Regions from separate parts of the Homo sapiens genome. Here region 1 is linked to region 2. The links are chromatin loops, found by intact Hi-C in ENCODE. Cell type or tissue: HCT116. All regions are shown on one strand. Links, peaks and the distances in the headings refer to the core of each region. The heading gives the core; the rest is flanking DNA. Region 1 overlaps STX7 (syntaxin 7). Region 2 overlaps ENPP3 (ectonucleotide pyrophosphatase/phosphodiesterase 3).

Evidence for each region. Hi-C counts contacts between places; a loop is a spot of excess contacts. Peaks named below come from ENCODE experiments on the same cell type or tissue, not always from the same donor. Only the 100,000 strongest peaks of a DNase experiment are listed, where the experiment ranks them.
Region 1: it touches region 2 in a loop (4-fold over the local background); 2 of 110 quality-filtered maps call a loop at or near these places.

Annotation. Positions count from the first base shown.
Region 1 is chr6:132,473,666-132,476,483 of GRCh38, forward strand. STX7 (syntaxin 7) reads right to left here. Exons shown (of 10, transcript NM_003569.3): 3 at 1,928-1,997. Among named protein-coding and RNA genes, the nearest start is that of STX7, 38 kb to the right of the region's middle. In HCT116, for the core only: no CTCF peak of the experiment used is centred there; no DNase peak of the experiment used is centred there.
Region 2 is chr6:131,693,803-131,696,620 of GRCh38, forward strand. The region is part of intron 15 of ENPP3 (ectonucleotide pyrophosphatase/phosphodiesterase 3); the gene reads left to right. Among named protein-coding and RNA genes, the nearest start is that of OR2A4, 6.2 kb to the right of the region's middle. In HCT116, for the core only: a CTCF peak has its summit at 1,198 (motif pointing right); a DNase peak (open chromatin) is centred at 1,229.

The sequences.
Region 1 (2,818 bases), core at 60-2,559, 780 kb after region 2:
ACTAAAAAAAAGCTCATATTAATTGTGATGTTTTACAAATCACAACATCAGTACCTCTTATATATTTCATCTCATTTTAAATATGGTCTGGTCACACTTGGGGTCCTTTAAAATAATGAGATATTGTATAAGAATATGCTTAAGAATAGGGATCTGTATTTGACTGACAAAGGGTAATTAAAATCTATTTCTATCTCTATTTACCAAATACCCTATCTTTAATGCATTTTTGTAAATCTCTGGAAATCATAATATAGTCAAAGTTTTAAAAAGAAGACCTTAGGCTGGACATGGTGGCTCATGCCTGTAATCACAGCACTCTGGGAGGGTGAGGTGGGTGGACTGTCTGAGCCCAGAATTGAAGACCAGTGCCGGCAACATGGCAAAACACCATCTCTACAAAAAATACAAAAATTAGCCAGGCATGGTGGATGTGCCTGTATTCCCAGCTACACAGTAGGCTGAGGTGGGAGAATCGATTGAGCCTAGGAGGTCCAGGCTGCAGTGAACCGTGATAATGTCACTGCACTCCAGCCTGGGTGACAGCATGAGATCCTGTCTCAAAAAAAAAAAAAAAAAAAAAAAATCCTTAGTGACTACGGATATATATTCAGAATCTTCATTATTAACTCTATCAAAATATTAGAACTTTTATGAATTATGTACTTCTATTCCATTTTACTTTAGTTTAATGAATTGTGGTTTATTATTTAGATTTGGAGCATTTTTACCATTCTGACACTTACCCACTGTGGAAAAATAAAATATAAATTAGAGATAATTGTAAGTCCTTCAAATTGTACTTCCTAAAAATATGAATTCCTATTACCTATCTTTTAATATCGTCCTCTTTGCAGTTTTCCCTCTATAGTTAATGTTGTTTAGAAGTATTGCTTACTAGATATATGTGACTTGAAATTTACAGCTGTAACAGTACTGAAATAAAATTTAAGAGTTAAGTTCTAAATGACATTGGGTAACTCGTTAAACCCGTAAGAGACATGAACAAAATGGAAACAGTTCTTTTGGTCTATTTCTCTTACTCTAATTCTGTAAGGTTTAAATGATAAAATATGTAAAAATACTCTGTAAAATCCACAACATACCACAGACAAAATATTATCACTATGACTGCTGGTCTTCTAACAGCATATTAATTTACTGGAATATGTACTATATAATTCATTATAACTTTTTTTTAAACGGAAGCTAATGCTCTCTGAAATTCAAGGATGTAGGTATAAACTTGTGGGGAGACAGCTCACGTAGCTGGTTATGTATTGGATCTAAACCAAATAAAACTCTGGTGACTGCGGGGATTTTTAGCTATGGAAAGTAAATCACATAAATTGAGATACTAGAGTATAATTTTTCAACAGCTGTCAAAAACAACCTACCTAAAAACTGTAAGAAATGCAACTAAAGAAATTCTGCTTTGATAGGGTAAGCCTATCAAGGAATTTTTTTTTTTTTTTTAAGACAGAGTCTTGCTCAGTCGCCCAGGCTGAAGTGCAGTGGTGTGATCTCGGCTCACTGCAACCTCCGCCACCCGGGTTCAAGAGATTCACCTGCCTCAGGCTCCTGAGTAGCTAGGACTACAGAAGCTCGCCACCACGCCTGGCTAATTTTTTTATTTTCAGTAGAGACGGGGTTTCACCATATTGGCCAGGTTGGTCTCGAACTCCTGAACTTGTGATCTGCCCACCTCAGTCTTCCAGATCTTTAATATAAAAACACCTGCCTACTCCAGACAGGGAAAAATCTACACAAAAGCTTGGTACAAATGTATGGATAAGGTAGCAGAAAAACTCCATTGTTTTTCCATTTTTTCTTCCAGTAAACATAATATACTACATACTGTAAAAGCAACAGAATAATAGCAATAGAGTTTTTTCTTTCTCTTTTATTTATTTAACTAGATACTTACAACTGTTGCCTCAATTCAGGTGAATCTTGAGGTGTTCCAAGTTGATTCAGAGTTCTTTGTATTTCCACAGCTATTATAATAGAAAATTCATGTATTAATTGTCACAAAAGTTAAGGTAACAGAAAGAGTTAAAAATTAATATGTACAAGCAATTGGGCAGTTGAAAAGAGACAGAAAAACAAAGATGAAAATAGAAAATATTAACTGGAAAAAAGAATAACTAAATGGTTTACTTAAATCTAATTAGTAACAAAAATTTTCAAGAGGAAATTGTGTGAGAATGTTAACTTGTGAAAATGCACTTATGACCCAAAAATACTATCTTCTTCCTTATCCCATCAGGATATTATTAAGTAAATACAAGGGCACACAGACTTTAACACTACTAGCATAAAAATTGTGAGGAAATAAGTAACAATTACATATTTCATTAGAATATAATATAAATAAGTTATTGTTAATAAATGAGAGGAATAGAATTACAAAAAATCATTTTTCAATTATCCATGTAATAACTGATTTCAGCAAGGTCATCAAAAAATGCTAAAATCACAGGACATTCATACAACTTAAATTACCACCACACAGATGACATTAATTACAAAAGATATAACTTTATCATATATAAATCTGTTGTCTGAAAACAAATGACCAAATTTAGCAGTGAGAATGGAAAAAACTGACATTATGAACCTTGTGGCATGCTGCAGCGAGAAAGCCACAATATGATCTGAGGATTTTTCTTGCCAAAATATTTAACATGAATCTAATCACAAAAAGAAATTAGACCAGTCTAGACTGTGGGACAATCTACGAGATAACTTGCCTGGGCATTTAAAGACGTCAATGTCACAAAAGGGAAAAAAAAAGTTGACAAAGACAGAGGTGCTT
Region 2 (2,818 bases), core at 57-2,556:
GATTTTAGCATCCTTATCTTAACAATATAGATGAGAATGAGGAGTAAGGCTAAGAGTGTGCCCAGGGACTGTAAGTGCCAGCACCTTCCTACCCCCACTATGCTGTCCATTAAGGCAGCAGACAGATGATATCAGCTGTCTTTCAGCCTGATAATGAGTGATTGATTACACAACTCTTTAAGACCTTTGTCATCTTTGTGGTTTTTATAAAAGAGCACATATAGGGCTGTAAGACCAAGCTAATGAATTAGTTGTAACATTTATTTCTTATTACTATTTATAATGGTAATTTATGTTGATTATTGAAACATTTGCAAAATTTAAATGTGCTTAGAGAAAACAGAAACCACTTTTGACTTTGTGCATGCTATTTAGCAGTTCTACATTTCAAGTGATTGTTATTAGACATTATGACTCACTCCATCTTAAATAACCAATTAATCCATTGATTCAACGTTTTATTTTATGCTTGCCATGTATGCACCAGGCCCTGTTCTAGGCATTTGAGATACAGATCTGTCTCCTGCTCTCATGTACTGTAGTGGAGAAAACTGAAAATAAGCCAGTAAACAAATAAATATACACTTTGTGATAGCTGATAATTCCTATTTTTGTATTTCATACCAGCACTTTTTTCCTTATGCATAAGTAGATGTAAAAAGTATCTGGACTTTATGGCATTTTTCTAGCCTATTTAATATGTATGAATGTAATGCCAGGGGGATAGAATGACAATGGCAATACAGTGGCTAAGAGATATGTTTGACAAAGAAAAAGGAGATGACACTTTGGGAGGCCAATGCGGGCAGGTCACTTGAGGCCAGGAGTTCGAGACCAGCCTGGCCAACGTGAAGAAAAATACAAAAAATTAATAAAAATACAAAAATTAGCCAGGCATGGTAGCACCTGTAATCCAAGCTACTGGAGAGGCTGAGGCAGGAGAATTGCTTGAACCCGGGAGGCGGAGGTTGCAGTGAGCCAAGATCGCACCACTGCACTCCAGCCTAGGCGACAGATCAAATTAGTATTTGATTCCATCAAAAAAAAAAAAAAAGGAAAGAAAGGAAAAGAAAGGAAAAGGAGATGAAAGAACACAAGGGACAAGGGACAAGGGAATTAGGCTCCAACATTCAGGATCAGGAACTGGGGATTTGGCTAAGCCTATTCTGTAAGATAACCTGGAAACCCCTGTTGGGCCTGAGAGTGCAGTTTCACACTGGTTCACTAGATGGTGCTGACCCCTCTCTTTGGGATCGAAGTTTATTAGCCCTTTGTGTAGATGGGTGGCTGTACTGTGGCTCAGGACATTCTCTAGAAAGTATTTTCCTTAAATATGTGAACAAAATTAAGCTCTACTAATATTAAGTACATACAACTGTTAGTAATTTAGGTATGTAATATATAAATAAATATATGTCCAAGTTGGGGTACATTCTCCAGATATTTACTGTTAAAAGTCTAACACCAAACAAGTTAGGTCACTGGTACAGAAGGAGAAAGAGCTGTAAAGTGAGAGCTCGCCCACCCAAATACCTCTGGGTATCATGTATTAATACTCAATCTCAAATGGTGAGCTGTTTATTCTTTTAAAAACCAGCACTGAAATGTTAAAAGAACTGCAACCCAAGAGTTCATGGCCAGGCTCCCCACATAGCTAGGTTGTGGGAACTTGGAAAAATTAATATCTTAGAGTCTAATTTTTCTCATCTGTAACACAAGATTAGCCTAGTTTTATTATTTTCTTGCCATTAACATACAAAGTAAACTAACTTACATCAAAGGAAATTTTGAATACAGCCTTAACAAGAGAGCAAGTGAAGAATCTAATCTGGGCCAGGCACGGTGGCTCACGCCTGTAATCCCAGCTCTTTGGGAGGCTGAGGCGGGCAGATCACAAGGTTAGGAGTTTGAGATCAGCCTGGCCAACATGGTGAAACCCCATCTCTACTAAAAAAATACAAAAATTGGCCAGGCATGGTGGCGTGTACCTGTAATCCCAGCTACTCGGGAGGCTGAGGCAAGATAATTGCTTGAACCTGGGAGGCGGAGGTTGCAGTGAGCCAAGATCGCACCACTGCACTCCAGCCTGGGCAACAGAGCAAGACTCTGTCTCAAAAAAAAAAGAGAATCTAATCTGATTAAATCCTGGGTTCACTCTCTCCAACTCTTAAAACACAAGCCTCCAGCTACTTATTTTCTAGTGAAAGTACATCATTTTTAGTAATAATGTGCATCATTTGATAATTAGGTTAGGTCCCCTTTGTACAATTAAAGCAAATTTCAACAGTTTGTATAATCCATTTTCATCATCATCATCTTTATTTTACCTAAAATGTGTTAGATCTTACTAATTTGGGGAAACCTGATGTTTTGATATAGTAGAAGTATTAAGTGCTTTTTTAAAAGAACATGAATGTTAGCTTTTAATTTTGGATCAGCAACTGACAAATAAATTTCAGGCACCTTTTTAAGAACTAGAGATAACCAACAAAGTACCTGACCAAAGGATCTTTGCCCAGGTAGGAAGATAACAGCTATAATCAGATGGGATAACTATTGCACTAGAACCACGTACAAGGCTCAAGGAAGCAAAAATTACAGACCCAGGTGTGAATGTCAAGGAGCATCAGAGAATGCTTCCTGGTAGGGGTGGTTGCTGATCGGGGTTTGGAAGACTTATGATGGGATAGGATACGTGTTGCCATACAGCAGGTCTGCCCTGTGCAGTCTGTCGGTTGTACAGTGGCATCCTGCCAACAAGGTGAGTGGGAGTGGAAATGGAATCTTTGCTCAGCTCACCAAGCCTTAACAGGGGCTG